3 separate regions of the Homo sapiens genome follow, and all the other regions are linked to region 1. The links are chromatin contacts, found by Hi-C or POLR2A ChIA-PET in ENCODE. All regions are on one chromosome and are shown on one strand. The core of a region is the stretch at or near the end of the contact, and the rest is flanking DNA. Distances in the headings are between cores, read along the strand shown.

Region 1 (4,506 bases), core at 713-3,212:
GTGGAATTTGACCAGTTAATTCTAAAATTTATTTGGAAATACAAAGGGTCAAGAATGGCTAAGACATTCCTGAAGCAAGTACTTGTCTTACAAGATTTTAAGATAGTGTAAAACTTTAATCATTGAGATGGCATAATATTTGGACAAGCATAGACAAATAGATAATGGAAGGAAGTTAAGGCAAAAACCAGAACTCTAAGTACGTGGAAAGCTAATACATGACAGAGCTAATGTTACAAATCAAGGAAATGGAATACGTTTTAAATGGTTGGGATTCTTAGCCACATTTTAAAAAATGGTTTTTACTAACACTGTATTAAAAAAAGCAATTTCAGATGGATTAAAGACTAGATTGTGAAAGGCAAAACTTAAGCCTCCAGAATAAAATATTAGAGAGTATTTTAGACCTCAGGCTTTGGAAGCCAAAAGCACAATTGTTGAAGGAAAAGGTTTATTAATTTGGCTGTACTAAAATTAAGATCTCTTGGGTTTTGTGTGCATGGAAAGGAGAGTGTAAAGACTAGTCACAAATACACAAGTAGAATATATTTTGCATACAAAGGATAAGGATTTTTAGAATCAGTAATGCACACACCCATATGTCAGTACGCATACATACGTAAGTGTGAAAACAGTTAATGGCAGAAGAAAGCAAGAGCTGTTTCTTAGGAGAAAAATGAATAGCCAGTAAACAGTTGTTTTCAGGGAAATACAAATTAAAGCTACATTGACAAAATTGTAAAAGTTGGACATTGTCAAGTATACCACTGCACTACTCCATGGCAGAGGTTGGCAGACTTTTCTGTAAAGGGCCAGATAGTAAGTATTTTAGCCTTTGCAGGCCGTACAGTCTCTGTAAAGGCCAACAACTTTGACGTTGTAGTGCAAAAGCAGCTGTAAACCATATATAAATGAATGAGAGTGGCTGCATTCCCATAAAATTTTATTTACAAAAATACTAGTTTGCCACCCCTTGCTCTATGACACCAAAGTTAGTGAACTACATCAATATGGATGAGTCTTAAAAACGTAATGTTGGATTTAAAAGGTAGCAGAAGAATACATTATAATATGATTTAATTTATGTAAATTGCAGAGGTAGACAAGGTAAAGGATACAGGTTTGTGGGTTTCATCATAGTTGCTGGGACCTGACTAATTTTGAATTCTGGCCTTGACATGTATAGTCTATGTGACGCTGGCCAAATTACCTAACTTTTTAAAGTGTCAGTTTTCCTATCTGTAAGATGGTGTGCATAATAGTACCTGGCTTACTGGGTTGTTGGGAGTATTGTTATACAGTGCCCATCAAAGTGCTCAGCACACAGTAAGTGCTTGGTAATTGTTGTTATGCTTTTATTCTCCTGTTTAATTTATATCTCTATTAAAAGAAATATAGCTGTTATTGCTTTGGACACTGGGTGTTTTTTTTATCTGACCTGCATTGCATATGGCTAATGAGAAGTACTAAGGCTTGCATATCCTCACCTGAAGTCTTGAGTAATGTTTGATTCCTTTTGCTTAGCACAGGTTGTAAAACCTTCTAGTGTTTTAGTGTTGTGTTTTAATCTCCACATTCATGGTAGCTTGCTGAATACTTGGCAGAAACAGCTTCCAGTGTCACGTAATCTTTCTCTGTGGCAGTTAGCATCGTCTCAGACTCCTTTTTCAGAGCTCTCTCCTCCTTTGTATTGGCACCACTCTTCAAATTCTGTGACTTCTCAGACCTTCCAGTCCTCTAGTATGGTCCACCCCTCAAACTTCTGACTCTTCAGCTTCCTCAGCTGAAAATGAAGATAAAACCCACTTGAAAGGGTTGTTATTAGGATAAAATTCTCTCTCTAATGCCTAAGCCACTGAGGAACCCTGTAACCATAGATCCTGACTCATTTATGCCAGAGTGAGGTGTGGTATGAAAACAAACAAAACTTTATGAGTAGTTCCTTCCCCATTTGAGCAGCAGTGACGGGTGAATGTAATGCAAGCGGCGCATTGCAGGCATTCAGACAGCTCCCCCCTCCATTTCCTGTCTGTGGCTACTGTTCTCTAGACTCTTCTCTCACACCACCAAGAATCATTTATTACAGGTATTTATATTGACCATTTCCTCCCTAAGGACAGTGATGTTGTCTAACTCATCTTTGTTCTCATATGGTCTGGTAAAATGCTTGGCATATAGTAGGGCAGTTAACAAATTTGTTAAGTGAACAAATGTCTACTATATGCCTTGCTTTTGTTCACAGAACACCAGTGTATGCAGTATTTGGCCTGCCAAAGTAAGATGTTAAATCCAAAGTAAGATGTTAAATCCTAATTTAGCGTTTAGCTATCTGAAACACGTTTAAAAGTTACTTCTTTGTTTTAACATCATATTTCGAGAAATTCTAACATATATAAAAGTAGACAGAACAGTGAAACGAGCCCTCTTAAACCTGTATCCATTCTCCAGATTCAGCAAACACATTTTCCCACTTGTGTTCCACCTCTCAATCTAACCTCACTCCCCTGCTCTTAAGCCCAAGTATTTTAAAGCAATGGAAGACATCATGTCATTTTACCTCTAACATTCTTCAGTATAGATCCTTTAAAATGAGAACATTTTGAATATGACCACAATGCTGTTAACATTCCTAATTAACAGTGATTGCTTAGTAGCATCTGTAACCCAGTTCATAATCATATTTCCTCAGTGGTCCCTAAAGTGTCTTTTTAAGTTGATTTGTAGATTCAAAACTCAAAACAAGATCAACATAGCACATTTAGTTTTTTTAAAAAAGCTTTCCTTAAAAAAATAAAAACAATACCTATTTTAAAAATTATTTCTCTCCCTTTCTCTTCTTCTTTTCTTTTCGATAACTCTTCAGATTAGGGTTCTTTATAATGAAACCATAAACTTTGCTCTAGCAGATAAAGGTTTCATCTTTTAAGACTGCTTTGCTGTTCTTTTTTTTTTTTTTTGATAGCCAAGCACTTAACATGTATAGAGAGCACTACTGCAGTTAACAGCACAGCAAAATGCAAAACTGTTAACTGCTCTGATTTTTCTTGTGCAATGAGATAGCATTATGTGCAGTACCATTAGGAAAATAATTTTACATCATTTTCATTCATAATTAACATTATTTACATTAAATGTAGTCTAAACCTGTAAAATAATCTTGTATTCATTAAAAAGTATATATTCTTTGGTATGTTTAGTTTAAATACATCTTTAAAAAATTTTAGTTATTCCTCTTGAATTTATGGTTAGGGTCTCAAGAAGGAAGCTTGAGACTAGACTGTAATGTGTGTTTGAAAAAGACTGCTCATGGATGAACTTAATTCTTAAATTCTCTAAAGCTCAAGTGGAGAAATGACATCTGCAAAAAATTTATCTTTTAGTTGCATTATGGGTAATAAAGACAAACATGTGTAACTGTTTAGTGTATTTAAAAGAAAAGGAGAGATAACCCAAGTGATTAGAGGTTTTAGTAGAATAGTTTTGAGAATTAGAATTTTAAAAAATAATACAAAAGAAATGTTTGAGTTATTGATGTGAATTAAATAGCAGGTTTATTTCAGAGTTTTTTTTTTCCAACAATTTACTTAACTTTCCTATTACATTGTTAAGTAAAATGTCAACTTAATTGTACTGCACTGTTTTTGTTTGTTTGTTTGTTCTGAGAGCAGGAAGCAAATCCTATAATCAGCCCTCCAAAGAGCTGAAACAAATATGAAGAAAAGGCGCTTGAGGTCATCCCCTAGAATGGATCTTAACTGATAGCAATGCAGAAGCAGCCTGAGACTACAGGGCAGACCGAGTTGAGGGAGGGAGGCAGAGAATAGCTTTTCACAGGAAAATCAGCAGGCAAGAATGCAAAACAATCACTAACGCTATAAACTAAGAGACGTTAAATGACATTAGGGAGAGACTAGTAAGAGAGAAACCAAGTTAGAAAACACAGCAACTTAAAAACCGATATGCCAAATTACTGATTAGTTAAGGAAAAAAGGAAGGGTATGGTTGTTTTGCAGTGTGTGGTACCTGCGATAAATCTGTAAGGTAGAATTTGTGACTAACCAGAACACTGTCTTTCTGTAACATGCTAATATATGTTTTGTTTTGTTTTTTCAATGGTAACTAAATATTTCAGGCTATTATTAGGGCCAAAAATCTAAAATCTACCCCTAACTCAAGTTTTGGTTTTTATTTGTTCTGTTGAGCAAATCTGAAAACTTTTTAGATCTCAAAAGGTCGCTTAAGTTAGTAACCTAGTAACATCAGACAGTGTATTAAGGAAAGCAATTCTCAAAAGAACCTTCATGCTTACAAATGTAAAAAAAAGAATTTCATCTAAGGGTACTACTGTCCTTTGAGATTTTTTTTCTTCTTTTTCTCCTCACAGATGATCCAGTTATACAGGAGGAAAAGTATGGCACTGAGCTCTGGGGAATGCATGGAAAAAAAAATTGGGAAAAGGGAGTGACAACAGAGATTTCCATTTAGTCTGCAAATTGTTTTTGGTCT
Region 2 (4,506 bases), core at 1,478-3,977, 240 kb before region 1:
CTTCAGCGTCCTAAGTAGCTGGGACTACAGGTACCCGCCACCACGCCTGGCTAATTTTTGTATTTTCAGTAGAGACAGGGTTTCACCACGTTGGCCAGGCTAGTCTCGAACTCCTGACCTCAGGTGATCCACCCGCCTTGGCCTCCTGAGGTGCTGGGATTACAGGCTTGAGCCACCACGCCAGGCCCAGAAACCATGCTTTTGAAGAATACTTCTTTAAGAGAACCAAACAGCTAAGACTCATTAATTCATATGCATAAGTGATTCACAATTCATTCTGAAAACCATGCCCACAAGGCTACTGAATATTACAATAAGAGATCAGCCAGGATTGCATAGAAGCTCCCAGATAATGGAAATAAGGGAAGCCTGAGAAATGCTCTAACTCTGGAGCCAGTTCAAAGAGCCAATCGGTATTTAGTGTGCTGCAAAGAGCTCAAAGAAATAGTCTCATGAGGGAAGCACTTTTGTGTGACTTTTTTCAGCTTTTACTGTTAAAACATTACTTCGACATTAAAGGAACCATTAAAAAAAAAATAAACCAATCAGCTGGGCACTGTGCTTATGCCTGAAATCCCAGCACTTTGGGAAGCCGAGGTGGGAGATGGGAGGATCACCTGAGCCCAGGAGTTTGGGACCAGCCTGTGCAACATAATGGGACCCCATCTCTACCCCACCAAAAAAAAAAAAAAAAGAAAAAACAACAAAAAAGGCAATCACGTTCCTTCATCTGAATGTATTTCTATTTTTTTCCATATCCATATTACTTACTTAACTATTTTAAAATACTTAGGTTGTTTCTAATTTCACTATTATAATTAATGCTGGGAGGCACATCTTTATGAATATACTGTTTTTCTCCTTTCAAAGTATTTCTTTCAAGCATGTCCCAAGGCCTCTGCTTGTTGAGGATCAAAGGAGAAGAGCAAATTCTGTCTTGCTATGTATTATCAAAATATTGCACAAAGACTGTATCAATTCACAATACCATCACAATCATAGTGACTTGTGAGGGCAACGATTTCTTCAAGTATTATTAGCTCGTTAGCAACAAAGTTGGGGGGGGACGGCACTTTCCTTTGTATCATTTTACTGTTAAGTATCACCAGTAACTAATCTCATTTTGTTGTTGTTGTTGTTTTGTTTTGTTTGAGACAGAGTCTGGCCCTGTTGCCCAGGCTGGAGTACAATGGCGGGATCTTGGCTCACTGCAACCTCTGCCTTCTGGGTTCAAGCGATTCTCCTGCCTCAGCCTCCCAAGTAGCTGGGATTGCAGACGTGTACCACCACGCCCGGCTAATTTTTATAATTTTAGTAGAGACGGGGTTTCACCATGTTGGCCAGGCTGGTCTCGAACTCCTGACCTCAGGTGATCCCTCTGCCTCGGCCTCCCAAAATGCTGGGAGTACAGGCGTGAGGCTCTGCACCCGGTCTAATCATATTTTTTAAATTGGGCAGGAGGTATATGATAGTGTTTGTACAACTTCAGCAAATGATGACTACTTTAAAAATCTTACGTGCGCCTCCGTCTTCCATCGTTATGTATCCTGCCATTTGACTTATTTTCTCACTTCACCAAGTATTGTTCTAGGCCCTGTATAAAGCCTGTGAGTTCATAAAGTTGTTACCAAATAAATGATACAACTTTACACAATGATGTGCTATGAAACAAACAATAGCAGACACACATATTAACAGAATTTACTATGTGCCAAGCACTGTTTTGAACACCTTAGTAAAAATAAACAAAGGTTAAATCCTCATAAAAGCCCTAGATTATTTTTACCCCCATGTTGTAGACGGGGAAGCAGTCACAGCAAAGCCAGGTACTCTGGCCAAGGGCAAAGCTGGGGTCTGAACCCAGGCCGTCCACATTTATCCATGGTGCTGTGTGGTTAGAGGCCATAGGCAGCAGGGGCCCTTGTGGTGACCCCTGCGCGTTGTCTCAGCGCAGAGGAGGAAGTGGCGGCAGGCAGCCGCGCTCCCAGATGAAGCGGGGCCAGAAGAGTCTGGGGAACAAGACCTGAGAGGTGGGAAGGGTTGAGGCCACCGGTTTGGAGCCGTCAGGTACCCTAAGGGATATATGAGGGACCCCGGGGCTAAAGCAGCCTCTGGAAGAGAGTGGCCGCCCTGTCACTTCAGCACCAGGCGCAGAATCTGTGCTAAACCTGAGGTGAGGGTAAGGAACCCCCGACACCGCACGACAACCAGAAAGAACGTCCCTGGAGGGGAGGCTTCGATCAAAGCCTGGGACGCAGGGGTCTTTCTGCAGGGGACGCCGCTCTCGGCTCTACCCTGCTGTGGTGGGCCGGCTCTGGGAGGGCTGGCTTCCGACCATCTCCCGACCTCCCGCGCCCACCGCGCCGCGCCGCGCGCCTCCCAGGCTGGGAACCGCCGGGGCGAAGCGGCAGGTGGCGCGGGTTCACCTGGCAGGGCAGGCGCCCGGGGTCCGCCGGGGAAGGACGAGGGGAAGGGGTGCGCGGACTCAGGGGCAGGCAGCGGAGGGGAGGGGCCTGGGGATCTGGGACGGTGTAAGGGTGCTGCACTTGCGCGCGAAGGGAGGGGTGGCGACGAGTCCGCGGCCGCCTCTCCGCGTCCCCCTTCCACCACCCGGGGACCACCGCCTCTGACCGCAGCCTGGGGGCCCTAAAGAGGCCTCGGGTCTCACCTCCCGACGCCGTCGGGGAGAAACCGGGGAACTGCCAGCTGCGCAACAACTTCCGGTTCTGGTGGCGGGTCGGGGCGGGGCCCGGAACGCGGGGACGTTGCCATGGAGAAGAGCCGCTGTGGCCGCGCACTTGGGACAGGGAAAGAGAACCGGGAGGCTCGACCGGTGGGAATCCAGCTGCTCTGCTCAGTGTTCCGTTCAATAAACTAGCATTGTTGCTTCGCAAAGTGCTTTTGCTTACATTATTCATTTACTCCGGTAACTCAGTAAGGTTATTCCCATTTTACAGAAAATAAACTCAAATGTCCTGTGACTTGCCAAGGATTACAGAGAGGGGCGAATGCTGTGCTGTCTACCGCTGAGTACAATCCCTAATACCATTCCCACTCCCGAAGTGGTTACACCCCAAGTACTGACGTTTTAAGGGACAAGTTTGACATCCGCAACCCCATGCTTTCACAGGAGAACACAATGGCCCTTGAAAAAGTGAGAACTGACCCACATAAAATTTGTTACAATACATACACATATCTCTCCTCAGATAATCTTAATCTCAATTGAAAAATAAGTTTGAGGCCGGGCGCGGTGGCTCATGCCTGTAATCCCAGCACTTTGGGAGGTCGAGATGGGCAGATCACATGAGCCAAGGAGTTCGAGACCAGCCTGGCCAACATGGCTAAACCGCATCTCTACAAAACATACAGAAATTAGCCGAGTGTAGAGACGCATGCCTGTAGTCCCCGCTTCTTGGGAGGCTGAGGGGTGAGGATCACCTCAATCTGGGGAGGTGGAGACTGCAGTTAGCCATGATTGCGCCACTGCCCTCCAGCCTGGGCTGCAAAGTGAGAGCGTCTCAAAAAATAAATAAATAAATAAATTTAAGCCTAAATGCACCACAGCCCCACCTCGTGACTTCCTTCTCTAGCCCCTTTCCCTAGGGACTCCTGGAAAATGTACTTGTACTCGTAACTGAGGAATTAGGGAGAGGACGGAGATGCTTGAAAAGCACTTGCTAATTAATAAAGAACAATAACAAAAAATCCCTTTTGGTATGACGCCGCCCCAAAAGTATGTTAGTACTGGAATCTGAAGTGAAGAAAGAAGAGGCTGGTTTACTCAGTTTATGACGCTAGGGGACTAGGGAGAGGTTTGGATCCCAATTAGAGTACAGTAAAACTAAATCTGAAGAAATTCTTGCTTCAAACAAGGGGCTTTCACAGGATAAGACTTTTTGCTGATGCAGCTGCCAACACAAATAGCAAACAGCCCAAAAGTGCAGGTGGGAATGTGTTTCTGGCGCTGGTGGGTAGGGTAGGTTAAATGACTCACGTCAGGGGAGAATTTGAAACGAGGGCAAGGCTTGGCAGTGGTGTGAAGTCACAGGAGACAATTTAAGGAGAATATGAACGACAGTCAGAAGCTTCAAGGAGAAGGAGGAACTGTGGGATGTGGCAAGAGGTCAGGGATGATGAATTCATGGGTATGGTCCACCAAACAGCCAGATATCAGAGGCCAAAGTTAAAAACAGCAACAACAAAAAAGGGAGCAGACATAAAAGATTGATTAGAAAAGTTTCACAGTCAGGTAGTTAGAGCAAGAACAGGTTTTTGTTTGCTGTTTTAATTTTTTAAAAATTTTGGGGGTAAAGTGAAAAGAAATTAGCAGGAATAAGGTCCCAGTAGGGTGAGCACCTACTATATACCAGTTGTATCGTAAACACCGGGAATTCAATGGTAAAATATAGATTCTTGCCCTTTAGGGGCTAATAGACTAAGTAAAGAGAAAGATGAATAAATTGACTTTTCTAAACAATGTGGCAACATTCTGATGGAGACAAC
Region 3 (4,506 bases), core at 561-3,060, 200 kb before region 1:
CTTATTGGTTTGAGATTTTTAGGCAACAGTACAGGGAAGGAGACCCAAGCAAAGCAAGACCGAACTACATGTTGCCTATAAGAAACCCATTTTAAATATAAAGATAGAAACAAAGAATGCAAATTGGTAATTGCCAAGGGCTATAAGGAGGAGGAAATGAATAGTGACTGCTTAATGGATTTTCTTTTAGGGGGATGAAAATATTTTGGAACTAAATAGAGCTAGTGGTTGTACAACATTGTAAATGTATTAAATGTCACTGAATTGTGCACTTTAAAATAATTACTTTTAAGTTATGTGGATTTCACTTAAAAAAAAAAAAAAGAAAGAAAACTAGGCCAGGTACAGTGATTCACACCTGTAATCCCAGCATTTTGTGAGGCCGAGGCAGATGGATCACTTGAGGTCAGGAGTTCAAGACCAGCCTGGCCAACATGGTGAAACCCAGTCTCTATGAAAAAAAAAATACAAAAATTAACTGGCCATGGTGGTGGGTACCTGTAATCCCAGCTACTCAGGAGGCTGAGGCAGAAGGATTGAACCTGGGAGGCTGCAGTGAGCCAAGATCGTGCCACTGCAGCCTGGGTGAGAGAATGAGGCTCCATCTCAAAAAAACAAAACAAGACAAAACATTAAAACCCAACAAATTAAAAAAAAGAAAGAAAGAAAACTAACGAGACATGCAAGCGTACAAAACCATATAAATAACCAGCTACCTACAGGAGAGCTAGAAAATAAAGTTAAAAGACTCAGTCTTTAAAATAATTATGCTTGTTGTGTTCATTGAGAGATGAAAGATTGAGGATTTTGACAGAGACATATAAAGTATATAAAAAAGAAAATTCTAGAACTGTAAATACAACTATCAAAATTAGTAACTCAGTGGATGGAGTTAGGTGGAGAATAGATAGCTGAAGAGAGAATTCATGAACTTTCAATGGATCAGAAGACAATATCCAGAGTACAATATTGGGAGATGAAAGATAGAAAAAGCAGAAGCTGGGGTAAGAGACAAAGAAGTTAGACAAAGAAGTCCCAGAAGGAGAAGAGTAGGGAAGTGCAATAGAAGCAGTATTTGAAGAGTTAATAATTGAGAATTTAAAAAAGTTGATTAAAGGTATTAAGCCATAAATTAAGCTGACTTCAAAGCAGAAACAGTGGAATCTGGACACAATGGAATGATGCCTTAAATGCTAAAAAAAAAAAAAAAACAACAAAAAAAAAACTATTAGCCAATGAATACTTTAGGCAACAAGTGCTCCACAGTTCATAAGTGGGAACATTCACTTAGGACAGGAGAGATGTGAAAGGGTCACGGGAGATGGGTAAGGTTTGAGAAGGTCACTAAAGAGGCATTAGCAAGTGATGTTTTACAGCCAAGTGGTCAGGAAATCTCAGGGTCTGAACACTGATTCAGTCTGTTTGGGTAAAACTGAGCTCCTATTACTAGGGGTAGAATGGAAATTGAGGCTAGAAAGGGTCAGTAAGAGCAAGATGGTGAATGATCTCATTTTACAGGTGATAGGAAGTATTGGAGGTGTATCTGTGGCATCTCTACCTTGTTTCTTGGGAGGACACCACTAGTAAAACCTTTCTGACATTTTCCTGGTGTAGGTATAAATCACACTGTCTCTTGCCACTTTACTATGAGTGAAATGAAATTTAGATAAGTGCCAGGTTCAGCCTGCTCTGTACTTTCACTCCCTTGTGAGAACATATTATTGAATTGCCATTTTTAAAGAATCCAGTTGCAATGAATCTTATTTCCTCTTTCATTTGTTCCTCTGGAGCCAGAGTGAGACAGTAGATTAGGAAGGGAAGAGAAAATATAGAAGTTCCCTTTCAAAGTTGCTTTCACATGGCTGACCTTTCGATTTATTTTCTCTCTAAGTACCACACTTATTTTAGTCATAACCTTTCCCTTTTTGTCTCCGTAAGGGCAGACGCTCCTTATAAACCCACATGGTCTTCATCAGCCCACATGAATTCCGTCTTGCTTAACTGTGTTTTTCTCATCTCTGAGTGTCACTCCTATTTGGCTCCCTCCTCCAGAGTCCTACTCTGACACCTCTGGTGCACATCCTTGCATAATTCATAAATCTTAAAAAAAAATCTGTGGTGCTCTTTATCATGTGTTTTAAATCACATTAATGGCAGTGTGCTTTTAGAATCCTGTAATTTGACCTACTGAACCGAAAGTCTAACTTTCCAATCTTTTATCTTTTATTTGCATTTCTTGGGGTTTTTGGTTTTGGTATTATTCACTTCCTTTAAGATTTCTCAACTTTAACTTTTGCTGATTTAAAATTTATGCCATAAATTTGATATAGTACTCCACTTCTAATTGTTGTATGCAATGCGCAGCTTTCCAGACAGGGTATACATAAAGGGGTTTCAGTGCACAGATGTATGTACACATTTAATTGCACTAGTGTCAGGTTGCTGTCCAGAATGGCTGCATCAGTGTTCACTTCCACCATCGAAGCATGAAGTTTTTTATTTATTTTGTTTGTTTGTTTGCTTTTGAGATACAGTCTCCCTCTGTCACCCAGGCTGGACTGCAGTGGCATAATCACAGCTCACTGTAGCCTTGACTGCCTAGGCGCAAGTGATTTTCCATTTGCCTGCTCCTGTGCCAATATCCACTGTTTTAATATTGTGTCTACAGTATGTCTTCACAATTAATTAGTAAGACAATTTGTCCTTCTTTGTTTTTATTATCAAATTGACTTATCAGGCTGGGCACAGTGGCTCATGCCTGTAATCCCAACACTTTGGGAGGCCGTGGTGGGAGGGTTCGCTTAAGCCCAGGAGTTTGAGACCAGCCTGGGCAACATAGTGAGACCTCATTTCTACAAAAGACAAAAGTAAAAATTTAGCCTGGCATGGTGGCGTGTGCCTGTGGTTCCAGCTACTCAGGAGGCTGAGGTGGGAGTATCACTTCAGCCTGGGAGTTCGAGGCTGCAGTGAGCCATGATCATGCCACTGCATGCCAGCCTGGAGGATAGAGTGAGACCATGTCTCAAAAAAAAATTGACTAATCTATTTGAGAATCTTTAGTATTCTACTACATTTTAGAATAAGTTTGCCAAATCTTTAAAAAAAATCTTGTTGCAACTTTAGTAAGGATTACATTTAATTTACAGATTAGTTTGGAAGAAACAACTTTGTAAAGTGTTCTCATTACATCCTTGTACATTTATGTAAATATTCTTTTATTTCATAATTAAAAGCTTTATAGAAATAAAATTGTCATACAAACCGTGCATATGTTTAAAACACACAAATTGGTAAGTTTTGACATACGGATTAACCCATGAAACCATCACAAATATCAAGATAGTGAACAAATCCATAATCCCCTCAGACTTCCTTGTGTCCTTTTGTAATTCCTTTCTCCCATCTCTCTCCACATCCCTGTCTTTGTGTAACCTGTGATGCCCTCTCATCACTATAGATTAGTTTGCATTTTCTAAAGTTTTTAGTTAATGGAATCATACAGGAGGTACTTTTTTGTCTGGCTTCTTTCATTTGGCATGATAATTTTGAGATTCATCCATCTTGTAGCACGAATCAACAATTCCTTCCTGTTTATTGCTGAGTAGTATTCCACTGTATGGATATACCACAATTTATTTACCCATTCACTGGTCAGTGGACAGTTGAGTTGTTTTCAGTTGTTGGCTATTACAAATAAAGCTTCTATGAACATTTGCATAAAATTGTTTGCAGGAACATATGCTTTCTTTTCTTTTGGGTAAGTACATGGGAAAGAAATGATTGGGTTAGAGGGTAGGTATATGTTTAACTTCTTAAGAAGTTGCCAGACTGTTTTTCAAAGTGTTGGTATAATTTTACATTCCCACAAGCAGTGTAAGAGTTCTAGTTCCTTCAAATCCTTACCAGCAGGTTGTATGATTAGTCTTTTTAATTTTAGCCATTCTAGCAGGAGTGCAGAGGTATCTTATTGTGGTTTTAATTTTCATTTTCCTAATTACAAAGATGTTGGGCATATTTTGCTTATTTGCCATTCATGTATCCTCTTCAGTGAAATGAGTGTTTAAGCCTTTTGCCTACTTTTAAAATTGGTTTGTCTGTTTTTCTTTTATTGTGCTTTGAGAAGTCTACATATATTCCAGATAGAAGTTCTTTATTATATATGTAATTTACAAATATTTTCTCCTAGTCTCTGGCTTGTATGTTCATTCTCATAACAGTCTCTTGAAGAACAACTGTTTTATGGATGAGGTCTACTTTATCAAATTGTTCTTTTATGAAACGCGTCTGTATGTAAAGGAATTGTGTATATAAGAAGTGTGGTGTGTAAGTGTTGTATATAAGTCTTTGCTTAACTCAAGTTTATGATGAACATTTCATGTTTTCTTCTAGAGGTTTTGTGGTTTTAGGTTTTAAATTAAGGCCTATTTACTACTTTTCTACTGCAGCATAACAAATTACCAGAAATGTAGCAGCTTAAAACAATGCAAATTTATTATCTTACTGTTT

The links. A loop is a pair of places that touch in the nucleus more often than their neighbours do. ChIA-PET counts read pairs that join two places held with the same protein, here RNA polymerase II (POLR2A). Pooled maps may share reads with other maps.
Region 2: a pooled map shows a loop between it and region 1 (3-fold over the local background). The contact joins the promoter of ZNF396 here to the enhancer-like site in region 1. A Hi-C loop is called at or near these places in 6 of 50 pooled maps. POLR2A ChIA-PET finds 5 or more read pairs at or near these places in 2 of 52 experiments (MCF 10A and T-cell).
Region 3: a loop to region 1 is called in a map with no recorded cell type, with 6 times the contacts of the local background. The contact joins two enhancer-like sites. A Hi-C loop is called at or near these places in 3 of 168 maps with a recorded cell type or tissue (Calu3, MCF 10A and PC-9), 10 of 37 single-sample maps with no recorded cell type and 13 of 50 pooled maps. POLR2A ChIA-PET finds 5 or more read pairs at or near these places in 3 of 52 experiments (K562, MCF 10A and OCI-LY7).

Annotation. Positions count from the first base shown.
Region 1 is chr18:35,615,094-35,619,599 of GRCh38, forward strand. All of the region lies in intron 1 of GALNT1 (polypeptide N-acetylgalactosaminyltransferase 1), which reads left to right. Among named protein-coding and RNA genes, the nearest start is that of MIR3975, 26 kb to the left of the region's middle. Within about 2 kb of position 1,963, at least 20 of the 41 ENCODE cell types and tissues checked have a DNase peak (open chromatin) inside an H3K27ac peak, as active enhancers do.
Region 2 is chr18:35,374,610-35,379,115 of GRCh38, forward strand. ZNF396 (zinc finger protein 396) reads right to left here and starts at 2,728. Exons shown (of 4, transcript NM_001322286.2): 1 at 2,669-2,728. RefSeq lists silencers at 2,244-2,433, 2,444-2,513.
Region 3 is chr18:35,413,806-35,418,311 of GRCh38, forward strand. No RefSeq gene overlaps it. Among named protein-coding and RNA genes, the nearest start is that of ZNF396, 39 kb to the left of the region's middle. Within about 2 kb of position 1,811, at least 2 of the 41 ENCODE cell types and tissues checked have a DNase peak (open chromatin) inside an H3K27ac peak, as active enhancers do.